Linked DNA regions of Homo sapiens: region 1 is linked to region 2. The links are chromatin loops, found by intact Hi-C in ENCODE. Cell type or tissue: PC-9. All regions are shown on one strand. Links, peaks and the distances in the headings refer to the core of each region. The heading gives the core; the rest is flanking DNA. Region 1 has its middle 5.1 kb from the start of FOXJ3. Region 2 overlaps CCDC30 (coiled-coil domain containing 30).

Evidence for each region. Hi-C counts contacts between places; a loop is a spot of excess contacts. Peaks named below come from ENCODE experiments on the same cell type or tissue, not always from the same donor. Only the 100,000 strongest peaks of a DNase experiment are listed, where the experiment ranks them.
Region 1: it touches region 2 in a loop (2.1-fold over the local background); 10 of 110 quality-filtered maps call a loop at or near these places.

The regions. Positions count from the first base shown.
Region 1 is chr1:42,338,887-42,341,809 of GRCh38, reverse strand. No RefSeq gene overlaps it. Among named protein-coding and RNA genes, the nearest start is that of FOXJ3, 5.1 kb to the right of the region's middle. In PC-9, for the core only: no CTCF peak of the experiment used is centred there; a DNase peak (open chromatin) is centred at 1,509; H3K4me3 peaks cover 398 bases; H3K27ac peaks cover 1,771 bases.
Region 2 is chr1:42,576,476-42,579,398 of GRCh38, reverse strand. It overlaps CCDC30 (coiled-coil domain containing 30), which reads right to left. Exons shown (of 21, transcript NM_001395517.1): 12 at 2,170-2,379. The region is part of intron 1 of LOC124904162 (a long non-coding RNA gene); the gene reads left to right. Among named protein-coding and RNA genes, the nearest start is that of PPIH, 80 kb to the left of the region's middle. In PC-9, for the core only: CTCF peaks have their summits at 1,131 and 1,338 (motif pointing left); no DNase peak of the experiment used is centred there.

The DNA of each region.
Region 1 (2,923 bases), core at 302-2,801, 240 kb after region 2:
GTGGCACAATCTCGGCTCACCGCAATCTCTGCCTCCTGGGTTCAAGCAATTCTCCTGCCTCACCCTCCTGAGTAGCTGGGATTACAAGCATGCACCACCACGCTCAGCTAATTTTTGTATTTTTAGTAGAGACGGGGTTTCACCATGTTGGCCAAGCTGGTCTTGAACTCCTGACCTCAGGTGATTCACCCGCCTTGGTCTCCCAAAGTGCTGGGATTATAGGTATGAGCCACCACTCCCGGCGGGTCTCTAACTCTTAGCCTCAAGCAATCCTCATGCCTTGGCCTCCCAAAGCTCTGGGATTACAGGTGTGAGCCACCATGCGCTGCCTCAAATACCTCAAATACTGTATTTTAAAGCCTTTCACTATACTACACCAATCATCCCATTCTCTATATCTTCTCATAATCCCCAAGCAATCTTTCTACCTGAAGATGACACCAGAAATTTGTGTCACTAAAGAGCAAGATTCAGAAAGTGTCTGCATTAGTCATTATAGGCTCTGTTATGCTATGGTATCAACCCCAAAATCTCAGTGGCCTAATCAGCAAAGGTTGTTTTTCTCGCTTATGCTGTGTCCTTCCCAGGTCAGCTGTGGCTTTGCTGCACATTGTCTTCACTCTGGGACTGAGGCTGATGGATTAGCCTCTATCCAGAATGTTGCTTGTCATGAGGACAGCAGGAAAGGAAAACATGGTGCAGCACATTGACTGAGAGCTTCCAGCTAGAAGTGGCTCATACTGCCACTCACATTTCATTAGCTAATGCAAGTCACACAGCCAAGCCTGCTGTCAATAGGAAATTACAATCCAATTCTGGAAGGCACAGTAAGTGTTTGGGAACAATTATATAGTCTTCCACAGGGTCTCTTTACCCTTTATTTGTGACACTTGGATGTAAACACACCTTCTCACAGTGCCTCACCCAGGACCTTACGACTCGCATATTGGTGTAAACAATCCTGCTGGTTTAGAGTCTTTGAAGGCAGGAGAGAGGGCTTAGGATCAGACAATTTTGGCTTCAAATCCTGCCTCTGACACTTAAAGTACTGAGCCTGTTTCCTCTTCTTTCACACGATGACCATCTTGTAGTTTTACTGTAAGGATTAAAAAAACCAAACAGATGCAAAGGGCCTATTGTGTTGCTACTCACACAAAGAACAGTAAATGTTAACTATTCCCCCACCAAACTCCATCTAGCATTGGGGTTTCTTGATGGTTCTTATTTAGCTCATTAGGCATGAAGTAAGCCAATTATCTTTGCAACTTTAAATAATTGTTTCTTACTACTGAGTTTGTACCAGAGTTTCAGGTTCCTTTGGGCTGCAAACCTTGGCTACTTTTTCCTGCTAACCAGGTTCCTTTCTATCATCCCAAAAGATATTGCTAACTAACTGGCAGAGAGATTTTCCTTGATCCTACTCTGTTTGAACATCCTCTGACTCACCCTTCCTAGTGCCACCCAAGTTTCATCTGCACCATTGCTTACACATAATACAAGTACTTTATTTACTTACGCATTTGTTAATGTTTGCTCAGCTGTCTTGGTGCCTTTGTGTCTTTCACTGTGCTTTTAATTAGCTCGGCTGATTCTAAGAGTGGAGGTAAGCCAAGGTTTGAACCAGGTGGTTACAAGGAACATGGAGATGGGTTGCAGGTGGGGGATGGCAGATTGTTATGAATGCACTAGTGCAAAATCATTGACAGCCTAGGAAAAAAAAGTATTTTAGGCTAATGCCTTCTACTGGGAAAAAATAAACTAAGCTACTCCTTTCTACTAATAATGATTAAGTAGTAGAGTCTTTGGGAAGGATCACATTTTGCCTTTACTGATATAATCTGAAGTTAACACCAAGCTACCAGAGGACAGGAACTTGATGGTTTACATAGAGTGATGTGGTCTAGCTGCATGAGTTAGTTATTGCCATCAGCCACCAATATTTAATGACTACTTATAAGACTATCACTTCTGTGGCCTCTACTTTTCTTGTATCTACCCAACCTCTTTGACTTTGCACAAGCTGTTCTCTGCCCCCAATTGCCTTTCTCTACTCCCAGTCTTGCTTCTATCTCTGCGTGGCAAATTCCTACTCATTTATTAAAATTTAGCCTTAACTTTACCTTTTAAGGATGAAGCTTTCTTTGGCCCCAGTGACTGTGCCCCACCCTCCACCTCATCCAATTTGACAGAATTAAGCTTTGCTTCTTTTCTGTTTCCATGGCACAAGTATAAATTTCTACCAAATTGCATTGGGATTAACTGTTTACATGTCTGCTTCTCTTTTATTCTCTTTTGACTCCTTGGTATTTAGTACAACATCTGGTATAGAGTAGGTGCTTGCTAAATGATTATTGAATGCTCTTTAAGTGTGCATAGCGACCAATGCCCAAGCATTTTCCTTAAATAGCAGTCAGTAGTGCTGAGACCTCTCAGATGGCCTACATATAGCCTTTTAAAAAACCTAATTCAAGAATTATAAAATATTAGATAAAGATACCCAGGAAATCTGGAAGGCTCTTCCCGGGCTAGGAATAATAGAAGGGGCTCTCTCGTGTTTTTCCCTCTCCCTCTTGCAAGTCTTGGCTCATTTTAAATTCATTTCTCATTTTCTGATTTCCTCTTACAATAAATACAGAGGGAGAAAAGGATCAGGTGAAGGCTCATTTATCTTAGCGTCTAGGTCATGTGAAGTGTTGAACACTCAGCTGTTGAAGCACTGCCAGTGTCCAATCAAGGTTTTTGTAGGGCTATTGCAGCCCAGCTCTGGGCTGTGTTCCTTTCAGAGAATTCAGAATTCAGATGAAGCTAGGACAAGATTGCAAACAATACAAAACAATAAAACCACTACTTCATTCCTCTGGGCAATCTGTGTCTTTTAAGGATCTGTCCCTTGAGCTGGATAATATCTCCTCTTTGAAGGCTA
Region 2 (2,923 bases), core at 328-2,827:
GCCTCCCAAAGTGCTGGGATTACAGGTGTGAGCCACTGCGCCTGGCCATTCACCTCACCTGGCCACTTGCCTCGCCTCGCCTCTCCTTTCCTTTCTTAAAAATAAGTTAATTCAGCCAGGGCGGCTCACGCCTGTAATCCCAGCACTTTGGGAGGCTGAGGTGGGTGGATCACGAGGTCAAGAGATCAAGACCATCCCGGCCAACATGGTGAAACCCCGTCTCTACTAAAAAGTACAAAAATTAGCTGGGCATGGTGGTGTGCACCTGTAGTCCCAGTTACTCAGGAGGCTGAGGCAGGAGAATCGCTTGAATCTGGGAGGCAGAGGCTGCAGTGAGCCGAGATAGCGCCACTGCACTCCAGTCTGGTGACAGAGCGAGACTCTGTCTCAAAAACAAAAACAAAAAAAGTTAATTCTAGGGAAATGGCTGTTCCATAGACACAGCAGGGCTACCCCATAGGCAGAGTAGCCTGGATGCTCTTTCTTTGCAACTGATACAAAGTGGGGGAAAGAACTCAGATTACCAGTAATACTACCATATACATATACAATTTATTTTTTTGATCTTTTGCCAGGGGACATTTGGGTTGTTTCTAGTTTTCTGTTATTCGGAACAATGATATTATGAACATGACTATATTCCTGTTTCCTGATACATACATGCATGTAACAGTTTTTCTTATGCCTAGTAGAAGTGTTAAGTTGTATGATGCACACATCTTTAAAACATTTATACTAGTTAACTCTTCCAAGTGAAGTTAATATATATGAGTTCTTGTTGCACCAAATCCTCACTAATATTTAGTATTGTCTAAGTTTTAAAATCTTGCCAATCTTTACCAATTTTACCAATTACTTTTTAATGGAATTATAACATCCATATGGTAAAGTAACCTACATATATACATATGGTGAATAACATACATGTCTTAAGTGTACTCAATGAAATCTGACTTGTGTATCTACTTCCCCGACCAAGATATAGAATACTTGCAGCACCACAGAGGATTCCCTAGTGCCCCCTTCAGTTAATACCTGTCACAAGAATAACCACTATCTTACTTCCATAGCTTAGTTTTATCTATTCTTGAACTTCATACTATACATAGAATTGTATAGTAAGAACTCTTTTGTTCTGGTTTCTTTAACTCAACATTAGATTTTTTTAGTTTAATTCAGATTGCTGTCATCTACTTTTTGATGTTTGCTTCATATTATATGGTTTGATGAAATTTTTTTTGTCGAATTTAACTCTCAAACTTGCACATCAAAATGTACAACTGTTACATACTACTGCCACCTAGTGTCGGGCAATCTAAAATGAAGGGACAATATTTCAAAATGGTTCATTTCACAACACAAATCCCCCTACAAAATTACAAAATATGTTTGATGTGATGAATATGATAATTACCCTGATCTGATCACTATACATTATATCTATTGAAACATCACTATGGGCCAGGCGCGGTGGCTCATGCCTGTAATCCCAGCACTTTGGGAGGCCGAGGCGGGTGGATCACGAGGTCAGAAGATCAAGACCACCCTGGCTAACACGGTGAAACCCCATCTCTACTAAAAATACAAAAAATTAGCCGGGCGTGGTGGTGGACGCCTGTAGTCCCAGCTACTTGGGAGGCTGAGGCAGGAGAATGGCGTGAACCTGGGAGGTGGAGCTTGTAGTAAGCCGAGATCGCACCACTGCCCTCCAGCCTGGGTGACAGAGCGAGACTCCCTCTCAAAAATAAATAAATAAATAAATAAAAATAAACATCACTATGTACCCCATGAACACGTACAATTGTTTGTCAATGAAAAAAACAAAATTAAAACAACATTTACATTAACAGCCAATCCAAATGAGAGAATACGCCTTCTCAAATGTGAAAATATAAAACAAAGGCCACATGGGATCAGTCAGTTCTTTAAGTTCATGTTATCGCTTTAATAAAACTGACCTTTTTAAGCCCATGAAGTTTTTACAAATACACAAGAATTCCTAAAATTGTAGGAACAGGTGAAATCAAAACAGAAGAAAACATGGGAGAGAAAAAAAATCTTAGAATTCTATCAAGTCTGCATCATATTTATTTCTTAAAATCCTCAGGGAAATAAGATTTCAGTAGTGGTATTCAGTGTATGCTGTTTATTAAGCATGAGGATAATTACCTTTTCCTCTGCATCAGCAACTTTAGATTTCTCCTGAACCAGCTTTTCCTGTAGGTTGTTCTGTGATTTAATGCTCTGAGTGTGTTTAAGTACTTCCAACTCCAGTTCCTTGATTTTCTGCTGACAGTGCTTGTACTCTGCCGTGAGTGAAGAGCACATCTTTGTGCTGTCTAATAACTTCTGTTGGGCATGCTTTAGTTCAATCTTTATCTAGAGGTAGAGAATAAGTAAGAGTAATACAAATAAGTGTGGAATGAATGTGAACTAGAATAAGCAGCTTTCAAAGGAGTATAGTCCCCTAAAAGCCAACAAATACCAATGTCACATGGCTGAGTACCTCTTTAGAGCTGCCATGTAAGAGTTTCCAAAGTGTAGACAGATGGCAGTTAGACAAAGGAATTTTCCTGAGTTTCTATATATGCATGGTCTAAACATTTTCCATCCTTTCTTCAATCTAGTCCAAACTGGCTTTCATCCCCACTACTCCAGTGAAACTTTCTGCCAAGGGTACTAACTGACCTCTTCATTGCCAAAATAAATCCAATGGACAAGTGACTTCTCAGTAGCATTCTGTGACACCAAACTTTGCTGGTTTTCACTTAGCTCTCTGCTGTTCTTTCTTGGTCTTCTTTGTAGACTCTTCTAATGCTACCCAACATGTGAGTATTATTGGACACTTCTAGGCCTAGAGAGTAGATGATTTGCTATCCATTTCTATAATTTGAAATGCCATTTTATGCCAATACTTGCCAAA